Regions from separate parts of the Mus musculus genome. Here region 2 is linked to region 1. The links are chromatin loops, found by intact Hi-C in ENCODE. Cell type or tissue: heart. All regions are shown on one strand. Each heading gives the region's core, and the rest is flanking DNA. Links, peaks and the distances in the headings are about the cores only. Region 1 overlaps Aopep (aminopeptidase O). Region 2 overlaps Aopep (aminopeptidase O).

What was found. A loop is a pair of places that touch in the nucleus more often than their neighbours do. Peaks named below come from ENCODE experiments on the same cell type or tissue, not always from the same donor. Only the 100,000 strongest peaks of a DNase experiment are listed, where the experiment ranks them.
Region 2: a loop joins it to region 1, with 2.1 times the contacts of the local background. A loop is called at or near these places in 4 of 42 quality-filtered maps.

Annotation. Positions count from the first base shown.
Region 1 is chr13:63,229,294-63,239,256 of GRCm38, forward strand. All of the region lies in intron 11 of Aopep (aminopeptidase O), which reads left to right. Among named protein-coding and RNA genes, the nearest start is that of Gm16907, 63 kb to the right of the region's middle. In heart, for the core only: a CTCF peak has its summit at 5,441 (motif pointing right); DNase peaks (open chromatin) are centred at 2,588, 6,498 and 7,078; H3K27ac peaks cover 2,347 bases.
Region 2 is chr13:62,965,695-62,975,657 of GRCm38, forward strand. The region is part of intron 1 of Aopep (aminopeptidase O); the gene reads left to right. It also overlaps the pseudogene Tubb2a-ps1. Among named protein-coding and RNA genes, the nearest start is that of Aopep, 5.8 kb to the left of the region's middle. In heart, for the core only: no CTCF peak of the experiment used is centred there; a DNase peak (open chromatin) is centred at 4,977; H3K27ac peaks cover 282 bases.

The sequences.
Region 1 (9,963 bases), core at 1,076-9,075:
TTCAACAGCTTTGTTGCCATAAAACCATAAAGGAGTACAGCAAAACTCAATATACGGAGCTCAGGACCAGGACTCCGGGGAAGTAAGTGACTGGGAGTCACCAGCAACAGCGACAATCCCTTCAACCTGGCTTCCTATTTCCTGGGATGTCTGGCTGCTGCCTCTCAGACAAAAGCTTCATCTCTTTTCCTTCCCTGTGTCCTTTCCTCGAGGTGCTTTCAGGCCTGCTCTGAGCCACCAAGCACACATGTGCTTCCCCTCAAGGCTCTGTGCTTGTGCTTGTTATAAAGTTACTATGAGGTTTATTATTCTCCAGAGTTCTTGGTGCCCCCTTCTCAAAGTATGTTTTGTTGTTGAGGTGGTGGTGGTGGTCTTTTGTAGTTGTTGTCTTAGTTTGGTTTCTGTGGGGGGTTTTGGTCACTGGTTTCGTAGTTAGAGATATTTGCCTGAGTTTTGGAGTTTTACATAAATCCTTTAAGAAACTATGGCAAACACAAGAATATGTAAGTTGTTTAACTATCTGAATGTAGTTTTTAAATCTCTAGTGTGTGAGTTTTTCTTTCTCTGTCACTTTTAAAAGACTTTTAAAAAAGCATTTGTTTGTGTGCATGAATGCCATATATATATGTGTGTATATATATACATGCAAAAAGGTCAGAGTGTATATCTGATCCCCTAGAGCAGGAGTTCCAGGAGGTTGGGAGCCTCTGAGTATGGGTGCTGCAGTCCACACTTGGATCCCCTGGACAAGCAGAAAACATTCTGCCTGCAGAACTTTCTTTCTGTCCCCTCCATTGATTTTTGAGTTGGAGTGTCTCACTAACCCTAGAGTTCACTGGTTATTAGACTGGCTGCCTAGCAAGCCCCTGCAGTTTTCCTGTCTTGGCCTCCCAGTTCTGGGATCATGGCTTGGTTGTTTTATGTTTTTTTCTATTTTTTTTTTTTTTTTTTAGTTTTTAGGGTTTGTTTTCTTTTTGGGGGGGTGTTCTTGTTTTGTTCTGTCCTGTTAATGAGTTTATGAGATCCACATTCAGGTCCTCATGCTTTTAACAAAGGGTTTTACCCATCGAGCCTTCTTTTCCAGCCCTAAGAACTGTAATTGTTTTTAATGTAATTTAATTCTTTCCTCTGTCCCATTTTAAATATTAGAAAATTCAAGATGAAAGCGGCTGTTATATGGGAGAGACTCTGTTAGGAGCATCACACATGATACTGATGTATGTCTACTCAGAAGTCTGTAAGATCAACATTGTTGCACCCATTTTATAGATGAGGCAACTAATGAGTCCATCTAACTTGGAAGCCCCTGTTAATTAGTGCTTTGGGTTTGCAACATTTCCACAACTGAGACTTAATTGTGCTGATACATTCAGAGGAGTGTCAACATGCCACTGTATGGTCAGTTTCTTTGTTTGTTTTGACACAGTATTACCATGCATCCTAGGGTGGCCTTGGACTCTTGATCCTCTTGACTCCATGTTACAAATGCTGAGATTACAGGTGTGACCACCAGGTCTTGCTTTGTTTTCCTTATTCCTGTAACAAGAGATAGCCTATTGTTTTGTATGAGAAGGGGCTACTAATAGAATTATTGATTCTACTTCATAATAACAGGGACCTGCTTCCTCTTGTCTTCCACTTGTCAATGGAAGGGGCAGGTGCTTGTTTGTAGTAGCTCAGATGGGCCACATCTCTCCAGGCTCCATCCAAGGACACTGAGTTCCTGTGGTTGTCAGAACAGGCTTTTCTATTATGATGTCACAACCCAGTTATTTGTGAGACCTTTGAAAGTTTACTTTGGTTCAAACTACCAGATAGGCTTTTGTCTGCAGGAAAAAGGTGGGGGTGGAGACTGTGGAGGAATTAAAGATTACCCTTGTGCTTGCTTCATGCATCGTCTCACTTCACCCTCAATAAAGTGTGTGACTCTCACAGGCTCAGGGAGGTTGTGTGGCATGAGTGTTTGAGAAGCCGAGAGAGGGTACCTTGGTCTCAGTTCTCAGGGGCACCTTCCCCATTACACCTGGCCGTTGACCCAAGACAGTGAGGCCAGATTCACAGGATATCACAGAAAACAGTGACAGCTAGCTGGCTGCACTAGCCCGTTTTCTGATGACCTTGAACCTCAGACAGCAAGGCAAAGAAGATAAGCAAAGCTAAAACAAACCGCAGCAGTTGTATAATAGGTTAAAACTCATAACTAGGAATGCAGTCTGGACAATGTGGAGCTTGTTGACCACTTATTCACCTAGTATGTATGAGGCCTTGGATTCTGTGGGCAACTCAGAGAAGTGGGAGGGTCCTAGGAGCCTGTTAGTCTTATCGTCTGAGGTATAACGTAGAAGTATAAATTGTCTCTTGCACCTGATCTCTTAGGGGTATCCATGATGCAAAGCTTTAATGTCCTGTAGAGCTTTTGCTTGTCTGACTGCTGAGCACAAAAGCTATGCTGTGTGTCGAGTGACTGGGTTGATCCCTTCTAGAGAGAAGCTATGTTTGGTATCTAAAGAACAATGAGGGTGTGCTGCTTGGCTGATCAGTGTGGGATCAAGTTCACATTCCCCAGCACCCACACTCCCCCTCCACACACGGTGGGTGGAAGCAGAGCAAGGAAGGGCAGGTCCTTTTTACCCTGGAGAGATGTGAGCTCTGGCTTTCCTAATATGGACACAGCTGGGCCTGGGGAGCATTAAACATTGATTTAATCCATGACTGGAGGAACGTCCCAGGAAGAAGAAATGGATTAATAACCAATCAGCACAGGCCCTTCTTCTTGTTTTCCCAGGGCACCTCCTTCTACGGAGCTAACTGTTCAGTGAACAAACACCCTGGAAACTGGCTTTCTATCATAATTATTTGTATTAGAGTTAGCAACCCTTCACAGTGGTAGACTGTACTTTCCTCTGTGTGTATGAGGGAGAGATTTTTATAATGCTTGTTAATAGAGATGATTCAGGCACAGTCTTCTGTTTGTAAATTGCAACTTATTTAAGTTCCTTTTAAAGGCCTGATGACCAACAATCTCTTCTGAGTGGGAAATTTTATAAAAGAATAGATTTTCTGGGGTCATAGACTTCTTACACAGCCCTTCCTTCACAGGCACATGGGACAGTGGCACATCCACTCGTGCACACACACTTCTGCACACCTTGGCACATGGGGCAGCGGCACAGACGCATGCACACACTTCTGCACACCATACCATGCCATGCCAAATCCCACCCCATGAAATGAAGGGAAAGTATCCACATGTGCTGCTGGCTTTCCAGCTAGTAAAATACCATCAGACAATATATGTGTGTTTGTGCCTTTGGGGAGATGTTTGTCATTAATTCTCCCAACATGCATGCATGAGGGTGTGTGTGTGTGTGTGTTTTCTAATCAAGGGAACCCATTTGGCTTGAGCAGGCTACCCACAACTTAAGGAAGTCAGCCAGCATGGCTACTCTTGAATGAAGCAATCCCTTTGTACATAGCAACGGGTCTTTTCCACTGGAATAGGCCTCCTCCCTGATTCTAGGCTAGATCTGTAATCAGACCATGGGAAGTGATACCTTCTGTAGACAGTGCTCTAGGCCAGCATTAAACCAGCACCCCCCCTCCCCCTCCCCCTCCCCCCAAAGACACGTGTCAAGGTCTTTGTGCAAGACCCAGAATTGTATTAACCATGAATCTCAAAAGTATTCCTTGCTTCTTCATGGGAGGGCCATTGAAATCTTATATTGTTTAAGTCTTTTTGTAGGCTTGTTTATTCATGTCCTTAGTTTATTCCTAAATAGAAGTGATGGGAAATGCTCCCTGTGTCAGCCCAACAGTCCATCCTCTTCATCATCATGTCTCCCTTCTTTCCACCCATGGGAACTTGCTGTCATAGAACACAACACCCTCTGTGTCATTGGCCTTCAAAGTTAGATGCCTCCCAAATATCTATAATTTTTTTTTGGTAGCTGTTACATATAGGACATCATTAAAAACACCCAAATTAGTGTTTCTCAGCACTGTTAGCACATTGAAATTACTGAAAAAGAGGACATTAAGATGACTGTGAGGCATAAATCATAGAGGGCCCCAAATGGTGAGATTTGTAACACCCCTACCCCAACACTCACCTCATATCAACACATCCCCTCACACCACACCACACCACACCACACCACACCACACCACACCACACCACACCACATACCCACACTGACACATACACACATACCCGTATTTATACTCTCTCTCTCTCTCTCTCTCTCTCTCTCTCTCTCTCTTACACACATACACACACACACACACACACACACACACACACACATTGTGAGACACATACACGGTGATTCTCAAAGAGGATTTAGAGGTAGGAACTGCAGATGGAAAGCCCCTGTATGTGATTTAGTATTTCACCTATGATGACCCTTTAAGGTTATAGTGTCTATGAGTAAATGTCAAGGTGACATGAAGAATTACAGTCAGGGGCTGGGGAGATGACACACTCAATAAAATGCCTGCCATGCAAGTGTGATGACCTGAATTTGATCCACAGAACAGGTATAACAAAGACCGGGGGAGGCAAGGCAGCCAGACTGTGGCCACCTTGTCAAGCTTCAGCCCAATGAGAGACCCTGTTTCAGAAACTAAAGTGAATAGTTCTCAAGGGACAGCGCCCAGGATTGACCTATTGCCTTTATGTTGACGTGCACACATGCATGCACATCTGCACACACACATTCATACACACACACACACACACACAAACTACAGCCATACTTATGGTGAAGAATATATGATAATGTCTCTTATAGCAGATGTTATGGGGTTGGGTTACATTTTGTGGTCTGTAATTTGACCTGGGATTAATCATATCCATATAATAAACAAGATTTTTAAAGGGACATGGTCACAGTGGATGTTCCATTCAGAACTTAAGGGCCAGGCTATATGAAGTGATAAAGGCACTGAAATTACCTAAGACCCATTGTCTCCATTCTTAAGCAGTGACCCCAAGCGGCATAGGCAGAGCAGCTTAAGTGTCCAGTGCTGTGTAAACTGCTTCTGTTGATAGTGAGCTGTTCTGGTTTTCTACCAGTTGCAAGGTTCTTGAGATCTCTGATAGCTGGCACTTCAGAACACCTTTCCTCTGGCCTTGATATCATTAAACTGGTCAACATTTTCTCCTCGCCTCTTCTCTTCTCTTCTCTTCTCTTCTCTTCTCTTCTCTTCTCTTCTCTTCTCTTCTCTTCTCTTCTCTTCTCTCCTCTTCTCTCCTCTCCTCTCCTCTCCTCTCCTCTCCTCTCCTCTCCTCTCCTCTCCTCTCCTCTCCTCTTCTCTTCTCTTCTCTCTCTTTCCTTCCTTCCTTCCTTCTTTTCCTCCTCCTCCTCCTCCTCTTCCTCCTTCTTGAATGGATGAGTGCTCAGCTGCATGTACACCTGCATGCCAGAAGAGGGCATCAGATCCCTTTGTAGATGGTCATAAACAGCCATGTGGGTGCTGGGAATTGAACTCAGAACCTCTGGAAGAGCAGCCAGTGCTCTTAAGCACTGACTTGTCTCTAGCCCCATGGTCAACATTCTTAAGACACCTCTGTGGTACATATGTGGTATTATCTTTACTGTTGTTGTTTCCTAATATTTTCTTTGAACTTCATAATGAACATAACCATATGGCTTTAGCATTCATATGTAACTTCCAAGTATTGTATTAATGGAGAGAAATGCTGGAAACATGACATTTTCCAGCTCACCAAGGAGAAATGCAAATTAAAGTGGAAAGAAAGTAAAACCCAATACTTTTATTTATTCAGACCTCTCCTGCTCAAAATGGAGTTAAGGCAGCTTCCAAAACAGAATGGCAGAACTTGGCAGGAAGATGGGCAAGGAGCTTAGGTAATATCCAGCAAACTGTCCCTGAGGTTCCTGTTCTGGCTAAGGAGGACCCCAAAACTCCATGCCATGAGAAGGATGACAAGAAACAAGGTGCCTTTGTCTGACCATTCCTGACATTGGTACCAGAGAGAAGTAAAACTGAGGGAAGAAATAGCCAGGTCCCAGTCAGCACAGCAGTGGATTTACAGGGCTTTTTCTCTTGATGCCCCCCCCCCATAGGGGTGGATATCATCTCAGCAGATCTACATGGTAAGAGGTCATGCCTAGAGCACAGGAAGATGGAGTCCTTTACAGGGCCAGCTTTATAGAGGTCTGACTGGACCTAAGCATGAACTCAGCCACATCCCCCACCCCTCCCCAGGAGAAGTTTCATCATCCATAGTCTGGGAAATGGGCATGAGCCTGTGGTAGGTGTGATTGTTTTGTTTTTGTGTTGTTTTTTGTTAGCACAGCACCATTAGTTAGCCTCCCTCAGCTCCTTATTGAGGATCATGAGCTTACAGCAAAGAGCACAGTCCAGTAGAGGAGCCCTTGGCTAGGGTCCATGTGCCCAGGCTCAGCCCTTAGTGCTAAAGTACAGGGGAAGGGGACAGCAGCATCTTACACACTGTCCACTAGCCTGGGCTCGCAGAGCATTCTGGGTAGCATTGATGAGGTCAGGGCAGCACTTACAAACAGGAAAACAATCTGGGCAGGGAGCTAAGCCTGCGGTGGCCTACCCGGTGTGATCCATACTTCTGTCCTGAAAATTGGGCTGCAGGATTATATCCACCTGACAGGGCTGAAATCTCCCTCAGAAAGAAACTAAGGCCTCCGTCATAGCACCGATGAAGAAGACAAAAAGAGTATGCTTTCTTCTAAACTCAGAGAAAACAACACCTAAGGTGTGTTACATTCAGTCAAAATTTAAAGCTGTAACACTCGGTCAGGGTCAGTTTTAATTCTGACTTGTTCCTGTTGCTTCATCTATAGGTAACTATATCTGCAGACCCTGCAGACACCCTCTGTCCTGACGTTTTGTTTTGTTTTATTCTGTTGCTCAGACTGTCCTAGAACTCACAATCCTGCAACAGTCTCTCCAGTGCTGATGCTATAAGCCTGGCATAGGTTAGTAACAGAGCCCTTAGATCCTTTGGGAGCCAAAGTCCTTGGCTTCTCTCTACAGATGGTTCTCCCTTGCCTTTGCCCAGGGGAGCATAATTTGCTGTCTGCTGGAATAATTAAAGGGCTCCCTATGTTTGCCCTACAGGGCTTCCTGTGGACTCTCCTCATTCCTCTGTGTTATGCTTCGTTCACCAAATAGAAGCAGGAAGAGAGCACCCACCCAATCAGTACGAGATTGGCATCAAGACCCTTTTCCCGTGAGAGAATAACTTCCTCTTCCACTAAAAAAAAAAAAAAAAAAAAAGATTGAAAGAGAAAACCAAAAAATACTTTCTCTGTGAAAATAATCTCCAGTTTCTGTATTTAGCAGGGCTTTTGTTTAAAAGCAATGGCATTTCCTTAGGCTCTGAATTTTTCTTTGACTGTTATGAACTGCTTTGACAAAAAGTTTCTTAGAAAAACTTCCTTTCCAAACATGCCTGTCAACTAGCTGAGGCATTTAAAAAGATATAATCCAAACATAAAACAGTCCATTTTTAAAGGATATCTTGAAAGTACGTTTGTCACTCTGGAGTATGCTAGACTATCTGTCCCTGACTGCAAATTTTCAATGTGTTTAAAGGTTTCTCCATAGTCTACTGACATTTGCATTAACTCATAAGCAAGAAGGGATTTAAGTAGACACCAGAGAAATTTATTCAGGTTGTGTTGAACAATAAGAACATTAATTTTTCTAGTGTTATATCCTTCATTCTGGGTTAAATTCAGCCCTCAGCACCAAGATGTAATTTGAATTAGTGGTATATAGGGACCTTTTATTTTCTTTTTCTTTTTTTTTTTTTAAGATTTATTTATTATTATATGTAAGTACACTGTAGCTGTCTTCAGACACACCAGAAGAGGGAGTCAGATCTTGTTACGGGTGGTTGTGAACCACCATGTGGTTGCTGGGATTTGAACTCTGGACCTTCGGAAGAGCAGTCGGGTGCTCTTACCCGCTGAGCCATCTCACCAGCCCGGGACCTTTTATTTTCAATTTTTGTTTTTTAAGTCATTTTAGAAATGTGTCCCTCTTTTTTTTCTTCAAATGTAAAAGTCTGTGTTTTTTTACAAATGGTGATATTCCAGCAGTTAGAGAAAGTGGAGTTAATTAGAGACATAATCATTATAAGATTAAACCACCCTTAAACTGGATACTGTGTGTTCCTCTGTCCCTGTCTACTTGTATTTAACTTAAATAAAATTTTATTACATTTATTTATTTATTACTGTATGAGTGTGTGCCAGACAAGTGCCATGGAAGGAGTGTATCGTTGCTTCTCTCCTTCCACCATGTAGACCCTGGGATTGAACCAAGGTCGTCAGCTTAGGAGCAGGAGCTTTGATCCACTGAACTCTCACTCTAGCTCCCTTCACTGTTAAGACATCGAATATCTGTTGTGTGTTAGGCCCTGTTTTAATGTCTAGACAAAAATCAAGAAAAACAAACAAACAGGATAGAGCCATTCCAGGAGCTTAAAGTATCATCAGGGAGATAGATATTTAATCAGTTAATAATAAAAATAAATAACAAGGTGGCAAGATGGCTTCGCAGGTTGAAGGTGATTGCTGCAAAGCTGACAGCCTAAACTTTATCTCATATCCCACGAGGTAGGAGAGGCCTGACTTGCACATTATCCTCTGTCTCTACACACATGACATGGCATGTACACACACACACACACACACACTTCGCCCCACCTACATACCCACATGGTAGATTAAAAATTAATAGCCATAAAAATCGTGCCGTACTGAGTAAGCCTAATATAAGATGAGGGCTTGATTTCAGTTTAACACTGGCTCTTCAGACATACGAAATGCAAAGTGTAAGTGCGTTTTATAAAATATGCAATGGAAATGATGAGTGTGTGTGGGAGGGGTGTGAGATACGCGCTTTCAAGATCTGAAACTTAACCCTGCTCTAATAATGAGGCCTCAGTGACAGAGTTGCAAAAGGTGATACAGGCAGGGTGCTACTAGAATACTGGGGACTATTGGACTTTGAGCTGGATAGGGAGGAGAAACCTTTCAGACATGATACTTCAGGTAGAAGCCAGAGGCAGGCCATGCGTTTCCAGTAAAGCAAAGGGATGGGATTGTAATTTCCTTTGGAAAGACTCTCATGGCTTCTCTATAGAAAGGACTATGGGGCAAGGGGACACATTAGGGGACCACTCAGTCTAAGTCAGTGCTCCTGCGCACTCCGGGGCTGGGCAGGGCTAAAAGGGGCTGTTGGTGAGGACCAGAGCTCTAGATTTTGGTTCCTAAGATATTACCAGTGGCTCTGTGGGGGTTATGGATTTGAGCACAGTTTCACATACACATGTGATTTGAGATTACAACGAAATGAAAATTGTAGGACCAAGGGGGAGTGGGAGGGGGGAAGCCTTTAAATGCTTTAAATGCTATCCAGCCATAACAAGTTCTTATAAATGTCTGTGTACAGCTTAATTTGCAATAGTTACCTTTCTTACTAATAATAAACTCTTTGCGTTGAACTCCTTATGTTAGTGTTCCTAAGGGTAGTAAACACCCAAGGGGAAAAATTAATGATCAAAGGCAGTGTCTGCCAGGATGGATGTATATTGATTCTGGAATTGTGAGTAGCAGCAGGAAGCTTGAATACTTCAAAGTTATCTTTCTGTTTAAAATTAAGTAGATTTCTGCATGTTGTTGATAATTTTTACCGATTTATGTGTGTGTGCTTCCCCGCTTTCCAAAGCATTACATATTTCTATGCATTCCCCTTAAAGCAGGGTAAAGTTGGATGTGATGGTTGTACCTGTATGTAAGACCGCTTAATATACGTAAGATACTTAGCAAATGAACATGCATTTTTGTACCTGGATAGTGAGGTACAGAACTGACTGCATCCACTTACATTCTAGAGTTTTGTTGTTTTTGTTTGGTTTACATTTCTGGAAATACAAACACTGCTAAGATTCCC
Region 2 (9,963 bases), core at 914-8,913, 260 kb before region 1:
TCCCCTTTAAAAATAACCACCATCAGTGGTCAAATTCCAGGCTTTTTACATTAGTCATATGTGATTCCATACGTTTATTCACCCATCTGACCATATGAATTGTGTGTGTAACACACACATGCACGTGTGCAATACGTGTACGCATGTGGAGACAAGGGATAACATCAACTGTGGTTTCATAGATGCTGGCCACCGTTTTTTGTTTATGTGTTTTTGAGACAGGTTCTCTCACTGGCCTAGAGCTTGCCAGGTAGATTGGTTTAGCCAGCAACTCTTGAAAATGCCCGCCTCTATCTCCCCAGCACTGGAATCACAGACCTGAAACTTTCCACTCAGGTTCTGGGGACCGAACTTGCGTCCTCGTGCTTACACAGCAGGTGGTTTTCAGCCTGAGATGCCGCCGAAGCAGCAGCAGCAGCTGCTTCTTCTTCTTCTTCTTCTTCTTCTTCTTCTTCTTCTTCTTCTTCTTCTTCTTCTTGATTCATTTATTTATTTTATGTATATGTGTACACCAGTGCTCTCTTCAGACACACCAGAAGAGGACACCAGATCCCATTACAGACGGTTGTGAGCCACGATGTGGTTGCTGGGAATTGAAACCAGGACCAGTGGAAGAGCAGTCGGTGGTCAGTGCTCTCAACCGCTGAGCCATCTCTCCAGCCCACTGAGCTGCCTCTTAAGCCCCTATTTTGATACTTTGTAAATATGTTGTAAATTCTCATATTCTTAAAGTTAAGACATCTGGAAACATGTCTTCTTCCTACAGGCACGCGCACGCGCGCGCGCGCGCACACACACACACACACACACAGAGAGAGAGAGAGAGAGAGAGAGAGAGAGAAGAGCGAAAGCACCCTTATCTTTAATTGTGACATACATGGAAAATGATGTTGCTTTGTAAGTACCTTCTATTCAGAGATCCAAGAAATGAGTGATTTTACGTTTGCCCCCCCCCCTTTTTTTCTAGTAATGTAAATATCAATAAATAAATTAAAGGCATCAAGTGGTTTTCTTGCCTTCTTTCTTCTGGTATGCAGTCACAAACATCACTTGGCCTGTGCTGAAATGTGATGACTTCCTCAGAACCTTTGCTGTCTCTGACTCCCCAGGTGCTTTGCATTTGCGTCTGCCGGGCTTCCCCCCCCCCCCCCCCCCCCGTGTACCAAAGGACATTTAAAAATCCATTGTTTCTTACTTATTGTTGGATTAAGTAAGGCCATTTTTGGTTCAACTTATATTAGTAGCATACCCAAAGAAGAAACACCTGGGCTTTCAGTCTTTTCTAAAGGAAGAAAATTTTCTGTGTTCAGAAAGGTGGATTTAAGTTGATAAGAAAGAGCTTGATAGGAAGAAAGGAAGAGAAAGAAAACAAGACACCGTTAGGACACAAAGGTTTATGTGATTTTAGCCATTACAACAGGAGTTCAGAAAGATCTCAAGTGTTACATTGATGTTATCGGTATAACAAAAAGAGAAAAAAAGTGACAGGCAACAGTGAAGAGCACCAGAGACCCAGCACAAACCTAAGACCATTCTCCTTCCTTCAACTGCCAAGGTATTTTCACAGATTAAGCCCCCCACCCCACCCCCTTCTTTCATCTCAGCTTTCCCTAACCTGCTTGGCCTGGGGAACTCAAGCCTTATTCCCGCCCTCCTCCTCCTCGAACTCACCCTGCTCCCTGCTCATCAGCCGTGGCATCCTGGTACTGCTGGTACCAGGTCGTTCATGTTGCTCTCCGCCTCGGTGAACTCCATCTCGTCCATGCCCTCGCCCGTGTATCAGTGCAGGAAAGCCTTGCGCTGGAACATGGCAGTGAACTGCTCAGAGATGCGCTTGAACAGCTCCTGGATAGCAATGCTATTGCCAATGAAGGTGGCTGACATCTTGAGGCCACGAGGAGGGATGTCACACACGGCCGTCTTGACATTGTTGGGGATCCACTCCACGAAGTAGCTGCTGTTCGTTCTTGTTCTGCACGTTGAGCATCTGCTCATCCACCTCCTTCATGGACATGCGGCCACGGAAAATGGCCATGGTCAGGTAGCGGCCATGGCGAGGGTCGCAGACAGCCATCATGTTCTTGGAGTTGAACATAGGCTGGGTCAGCTCGGGCACTGTCAGGGCTCGGTACTGTTGGCTGCCCTGGCTGGTCAGAGGTGCAAAGCCTGGCATGAAGAAGTGCAGGCGTGGGAATGGCACCATGTTCACAGCCAGCTTGTGCAGGTCTGCGTTCAGCTGGCCTGGGAAGCGCAGGCAGGTGGTCACTTCACTCATGGTGGCTGACACCAGGTGGTTGAGATCGCCATAGGTGGGTGTGGTCAGCTTCAGGGTGCGGAAGCAGATGTCCTACAGAGCCTAATTGTCGATAGACTAGGTTTCATCTGTGTTCTCTACCAGCTGGTGCACTCAGAGGGTGACATTATAGGGCTCCACCACAGTGTCAGAGACCTTGGGTGAGGGCATGACGCTGAAGGTCTTCATGATGCGGTCTGGGTACTCCTCTCTGATCTTGCTGATGAGCAGGGTCCCCATGCCTGAGCCAGTGCCTCCCCCCAGTAAGTGGGTCAGCTGGAAGCCCTGGAGACAGTCACAGCTTTCTGATTCCTTCCTCACCACGTCCAGGACAGAGTCCACTAGCTCGGCCCCCTTTCTGTAGTGGCCCTTTGCCCAGTTATTTCCTGCATCACTCTGGCCGAGCACAAAGTTGTCTGACCTGAAGATCTGGCCGAATGGTCCCGACCTCACGGAGTCCATGGTGCCAGGCTCCAGGTCCACTAGGATGGCCCAAGGTACATATTTGTTGCCAGCAGCTTCATTGTAGTACACATTGATTCTCTCCAGCTGCAAGTCACTGTCGCCATGGTAACTGCCAGTGGGGTCGATGCTCGTCGCTTATCACCTCCCAAAACTTAGCCCCGATCCGGTTGCCACACTGGCCCGTCTGGATGTGCATGATCTCGCGCGTGGTGCTGGCTGTAGAAGGAGTGGAGGCTCTTGCCCTCGGAGCACTGTATGGACAGAGGGCTAAGGAGCGCAAAAGACCGTCTGCCGGGCTTCTTGTGGATCGTTTTCCATTGCCTCCAGTGGACAGTAAGGCACAATAAGGAAACTGCAGATCGCACCAATAGAGGTCTAGATTTTACACCCTGGCTCTTTTGCTTAGTAGGCACCTTGAATCCTAGGCAAAGTGCCTGACCCCTCTACACCTCGGTTTTCTTGTTGGTCAGTTGGGAGCAATAGGATTGCTTAGATGGGTGTTATGAAGACACAGTGAGTTCCCGTGAAGAAAAGCCTGGGGCAGTACCAGATTCCCTACAAGGACCAGCTAAGCACTTTCTGACATTGTTGTCTGGTCTTGGCTTTCCATCTTTTGAAAATGACACTCTCGTTATTTGGAAACTGTTGTTCTTTGAAAAACATTTAATGAATGTGTGGTGTTTACCAGAGGATTGATTGCCTTGACTGGGATCCTGCTATTTGGGAAGTGATCACTTGTTAAACTTTCCTTCGCTGTGTCTTTACTATACAATAACCATTTTGCTTGAGGAGATTTGAAACATCCACTCTTTAGAAAGTTTATTTGTAAGCCAGGCAGTGGTGGCACACAGTTTTAATCCCAGATTCAGGAGGGAAAGGCAGCTGAATCTCTAAGAGGCAACTCTGGCTTACAGAGTGAGTTCCAGGATAGCCAGGGCTACATATAGAAACCCTGTCTTGAAGAAAAATACAGCACAAAAGGGGCTAGTCATTGCAGGTACCTATTTCTGATTGTATGCAAGTGTTTGTGAGATACTGGATATACTGACTTCAGAGAACTAACAACTTGTGGGAGTCACCTTTCTCCTACAATGTGGGTTTGAGGGATTGGATTCAGGCCACAACTTGGTGGTTAGCACCTTCACCTGATGAGCCATTTTGCCAGCCTAAAATATTGTACTTTTGTGTAATGGACTTTTGAATTTCCTCTTAATTTTAAGGTTATTTCAGTGTTGTCTGGTGGAGATACTGCAGAAGTATGTGTGTCATTATGGGCATGTAAGGATTAGTATCTCCTTCAAAAACTGCTTTTACATACCACAGGAACACATAGCCCCCAGAGCAGTTTTCTTTCCCTCCTTTCAAGGGACTAAAAATTGTTTTAACCCAGAAAATGAAACTCAGGCATCGTGGCAAACACTTATAATCCTTACATTCAAAAGGCTGAGGCAGGAGCATTGCTAGTTATGGGTTACACGGCAGGTTTCTATCTAAAATAAAAGTGATATAATCCCTCTTATGAAAATGTTAAGCTGTGTCCTCTCCCCATTCATGCTGGGTATTTTAGACCAAGGCTGGCTACAAGGTAAATGTTGATTCCTGTGGTCGCTACTTAGAAACTTGAGAATGAGTTAAGACTCATGCTTATATTACAACTTGCTTTGAAGATGTATTCTGTGGGTTTTAAATGCTTATTTTTTATTTTATGTATGTGAACTAGAAAATACATAAGCTAAAAATTATTACTGCTTTAAGTTCTTTAGGTTGAGTGGTACCAGGCACATGCACACAACTATGTGACTCTGCAATGTTATCGCTAGAACCTTATCATCCTCAAAAGAAATGCTGAACACACTGAGTGATAGCTTCCCACCCACCCTCCTCTCTCCCTCACTCCAGGTGTCCTCTGTTCCAGCCCTGCTGTGTCTGCTAACTCCAGAGGTCTTAGTTGATGAAATCCTGCCATATCTGCCCACTTCTGACTGCTCTATTTCACCCAAAATGTTCTCAGAGCTTAATCGTGCTGCAGCATATATCAGATTCTCATCCCTTTTAAGGGATAAATACTATTCCACCGTATGGGTAGATCATGCACTGTACTTTTGGGGAGTGTTGAGATTGGCATGAGCCTACTTCTTAGTGATTGTTTCTGAGCTGGCAGACGGTGTGGATAGAGATGCCAACTGAAGTGATACTGTTTTGCATTGTGGACACAGTGTCTGGTGGACAGAGTTAAGTTGGAGTCGAAGCGCAGACTGTAGTGTGATATGGAGTCTAAAAATAGTAAAGAAAATGCCAGTGGTGATGACATCACCTGCTGTTCTGTTATACAACATTCACACATGCTTCTAGGCACTTTGCCCATGAAATAAGAACTTTTTTAGTTTCTATTTTATACATGAAGAGCTTTGTAGCATAGGCAAATTGAGTCGATTATTAAAATTACAAAATTAAAATTAGGTGGCAAAAGTGGATTCTGAAGTTGGGCTCTCTGGCTCCAAAGCTCATTTATCCCTAGATGTGGTCAATACTGACTTTATAACAGAATTGCTATGCTTTTTGCCTGCCTTCTCCTTTTCACTGTACGTAACTTCCGAATTCATTGGGCAACGCAAGAACCAACCCACACTCCGAGTGGACACCCAAGTCTGGTTTGCATGAGCCAATCACATCCACAGGGAATTCAGATGACGTTGCCACAACTGAGTCTTAATTCTTTGAAAGCTTTATATTTGAACACTGTGCAGTTCCCACACTCAGAGCCCCGTGGAAGGAAGCCTTTTGTTCTTAGCCTTGATGAGCATTACAATGGGTTCTGACAAACTCATTTCACTGCTAATTTGTTACTCTATGATTTCTGAAGAAATTGTTGTGAAGTAGCATTTATGTTTTTATTATCAGCTGCATTGTGATTTCTCTTGGCTCTTCATTTGCTTACACTTTATTTCTTTGACATTTGCAATTGAAGGTCCAGTTTTGGAAAGCAGTGGAAATTAGGATGTGTTTGCTCTATTTTGGCATGAAAGGCAAATCAGGTTTTTTTGTTTTTGTTTTTGTTTTGTTTTTTTGTTTGTTTGTTTGTTACCAGTAATATCAGGCCTATGTCACAGTATTCTGTACATTTGGAGGTCTGAACTGTCTATTATATCTGGAGGATAGAGATTCTGTTACCCTTTGTTAAACATCTGAGAATCTCAAGACCAAGATGCTCAGTTATCTGCCTGTATTCATGAATCCATTCTGCAAAAACTAATTCCAGCATGATGTGTTCCGGTGAGCCATCCCATAAGAGGAGCCTCCAAGTCGTTTACTCACGTGTAGGTGTCATTTTTCCTGCAGTGATGTGTGACCTGTATTAGATTGCAGAGAGAAGGAACCGGTACGGCAGGCCTCAGAGATAATTGAATTAAAGTGGCCTGGCTTTGACTTTGGCCCTAGGTGTAAGTGAGGAATCTGGACTTATTCCAGAGTTCTGCCTCAAGCAACAAGGTAGACACTAGTGCCATCTACTAGGAAAATGTGGGACCAGGGACATAGGCTTGAAGCTTTAGAGCAGGGATCACCCTGTCCGGTGAGTAAGATTTGAAGCCAGAGCTATAGGACACAGAGGTCACAGTTCATTTAAGAAGTGAGGGAAGAAAAGGCCAGAGGTAGAAAGATAGAGGAGAGAATGTAATCACAGATCCTAGAAGAGGAGAGACACTTGAAGGGAGGGAGCTTGGTCAGTGCCATAATTCCTCAAGATTAAAAGACAAGAAAACCCCCTGAATTTGTTCTTGAGGAAGTAATTTACCTCCATTGTGGGACTTCAGTGGTCTAGTAAGATGTGAGCAGAGACTAGTGGGCAGAAAGGGGTTGAGTAGTGGACTAAAGAGAATAGTCAGAGAGAGGTGTGGGAGAGAGAGTCTTTTGTTTATTTGTGGGGCTTTGATCAAAAGATTGTAGCAATCTCTTCTCAGATTAAAAACAATGCTGGGGAAGGGGAGGATGTTGAAGTGGAGGATTCAGGGGTCTTAGATGAATAATAACTCAAGAACCCAGAGGGCCAAACAGGATTCTGTCCACAGCAGAAACCACAGTCAGGCTGTGCTCAGGTGCAAAGGACACTTCTGTCCTGAGAAGAGAAAGGAGGGAAGAGATGAAGATGAGTTCCTGTGGGCTCAGGGGTAGAGCCCTTGTTGGGCCGGTGGGAAGCCCTGGGTTCAAGTCTTAACACCGAGGTTGGGGGAGGGGGCTGGGGAAGAAAGAGAATGGCAGAAGCTCTTACCTTACTGCAGCGGAAGGGTTTAAGAGATGCAAATGGATGCTGATATGGATGCTCCTTCAGTGAGTTAGGAATGGAAGATAGAGTGAAGTTTATAATGATTGTTGAAGGGAAAGGCCAGGAACTGCAGACACAATTCTAACACTCTCTTCTCATGTTGGAATTTTTGAATATGCAGAGGCAACCATTCTTGCGATTGTGTTACTTACTTAGGTTGAGTTCTCCATAGGCTTAGTTGAGAGTTAAAAGTTGGATGATCCCACTGGGGGTTAAGTTTTATAGAATAGTTGTGTTAGAAGAATGAGAAAAAAAAAACAGGAAAATTGAAGCTAATTTATTATGTGAGTAATAAAGAAATAGATAATTGGCCCCCGTGCTCCCAGTGAAATGGTTCAGAGGGTGAAGGTGCTTGCTGCCAGGCCTGACAGCCAGGGTTGTCCCCTGACCCACATAGTAGAAGGCATAACCAACTCCTACAAGTTGTCCTCTGACCTCCACATGCGTGCCATGGTGGCCCCTCCAAAGAAAGAAAAGAAACGAGGCCATGAGCTGCACTGTTTAAAGAACACCATGGAATCTGGACTCTTGGTGTCAGGAATGTTTGTTTCTGACTCTAGGTCACACTGTCCTGTGTATTGTAGGGTGTTTAGCAGTAGCGCCCCTGGCTTCTGCGGCCTAGGTGCCAGGAACAGCTCTTTGACTATTCAGTGCTCAGTGATGTCTTTGAATATTACCAAGTGTTAATGGACTGTTGGTTTTAATGCCTATTTATATGTTTAGATGGATTGGTATCAACAGTCATCATGCATTCCGTTGGGAGAAAAGAACAGAAACCAGAGCTTTCGGTACCAGTTAGCACTTCTGTTTCCTGGGGTAGTGACCATGGCTCAGTGTGCCTTCCTTTAGCTTTTCCAGTAGTTCTGTTGAAAGTTCTGTTTATTAATGTCTTAATTGGATGTAATACCCCTACATGGCATCTGAGGATATGCTTTGGCACAAATCTATGTACACCTTAGAAGAGAAGCCTCAACTGGGGAATTACCTCAATGAGATTACCCAGTACAGAAGTCTGGGGGAGCATTTTTATAATTTTATTTATTTATGTATTTATTTGCCTCCCAAATGCTGCTCCCCTTCCAGTCCCTCCCTCATAGAGTCTCTCCCCCAACTTCTTCCCTTCTCCTCTGAGAGGGTGGAGGCCAATCTGGGTAACCTCCCATCCTGGCACACCAAGTGTCTGCCAGATTAGGCACATCCTCTCCCACTGAGTCCAGACAAAGCAGCCATGAAAACTGAGCTGCCTGTCTGCTTCATATATGCCGGGGGAGGGGGAATTCGTTCCAGCCCGTGTATGTTCTTTGGTTGGTAGCTCAGACTCAGAGCTTCCAGGAGTTCAGGTTTGTTGATAATTTTGGTCTCCCTGTGGGGTTTCTTTCCCCTTCAGGGCTTTCCATTCTTCCTCCAACTTTTTCATAAATGCCCCCCCCCCAATCTTCATCTAATGTTTGGCTGAGGATATCTGCATATGTTTAAGTCTACTGCTGGGTAGAGCCTCTCAGAAGACAGTTATGTTAGGCTTCTATCTGTAAGCAGAACAGAATATCATTAATAATGTCAGAGATTGGTGCTTGCACATGGGATGGGTTTTGAGTTAGCCTGGTTACTGGTTGGCCATTCCTACAGTCTCTACTCCATCTCTACATTTCTTTTAGACAGGACAAATTTTGGGTCAAAAGTTTTGTGAGTGGGTTGGTGTCCCTATCCTTTCATTGGGGGTCCTGCTGGCTACAGGAGGTGGCCTCTTCAGGTTCCCCACTGTTAAGATCCTCTGCATTAACTTCTGGGAACCTTCCCTATCCCAGGTCTCTGGAACTTCCTAGAGATTCTTCCCTCCCCACCCCCAACCTCACTCCCAACAGCTGCAGATTTCCGTTCATTCTCCTGACCTTCTGAGCCTCTCTCCTGTCTCTCTCTGCACCTGACCCTGCCTCCTCATCCCCCCCCCCCCGTTCTCTCCCTCCCCCTGCCTCCTATGACTATTTTGTTTCCCCCTCTAAGTGTGATTCAAATATCCATGTCTGGGCCTTCCTTCTTGTTTAACTTCTTTGGGTCTGTGGGTATATCATGGGTATTCTGTACTTATTGGGCTAATATTCACTCATTAGTGAGTACATACCATGCATGTCATTTTGGGTCTGCGTTACCTCACTCAAGATGATATTTTCTAGTTCCATCAATTTACCTGCAAAATTCATAAAGTCCTTGTGTATAATAGCTAAGTAGTATTCCATTATATAAATGAACCACACTTTCTGTGTCCATTCTTCAGTTGGGAGACATCTGGGTTGTTTCTAGTTTCTGGCAATTATGAATAAAGCTGCTATGAACATAGTGGAGCATGTGTCCTTATAATATGGTGGAGCATCTTTTGATTATATGCCCAGGAGCAGTATAGCTGGGTCTTCAGGTAGAAATATTTTCAGTTTTCTGAGAAACTGCCAGATTGATTTGCAGAGTGGTTGTCCAACATTGCTATCCCACCAGCAATGGAGAAGTGTTCCTCTTTCTCCACATCCTTGCCATCATGTGCTATTGCTTGAGTTTTTGATCTTAGCCATTCTGATTGATGTAAGGTGGAATCTCAGGATCGTTTTGATTTGCATTTCCCTGATGACTAAGGATATTGAGCATTTCTTTAAGTGCTTCTTGGCCATTTGATATTCCTCAGTTGGGAATTCTCTGTTTAGTTCTGTACTCCATTTTTAATTGGGTTATTTGGTTTGTTAGACTCTAACTTCTTGAGTTCTTTATATATTTTGAATATTAGCCCTCTCTTGGATGTACACTTAGTGAAAATCTTTTCCTAATCTGTAGGCTGCTGTTTTGTCCTACTGACAGTGTCCTTTGCCTTACAGAAGCTTTTCAGTTTCATGAGGTCCCC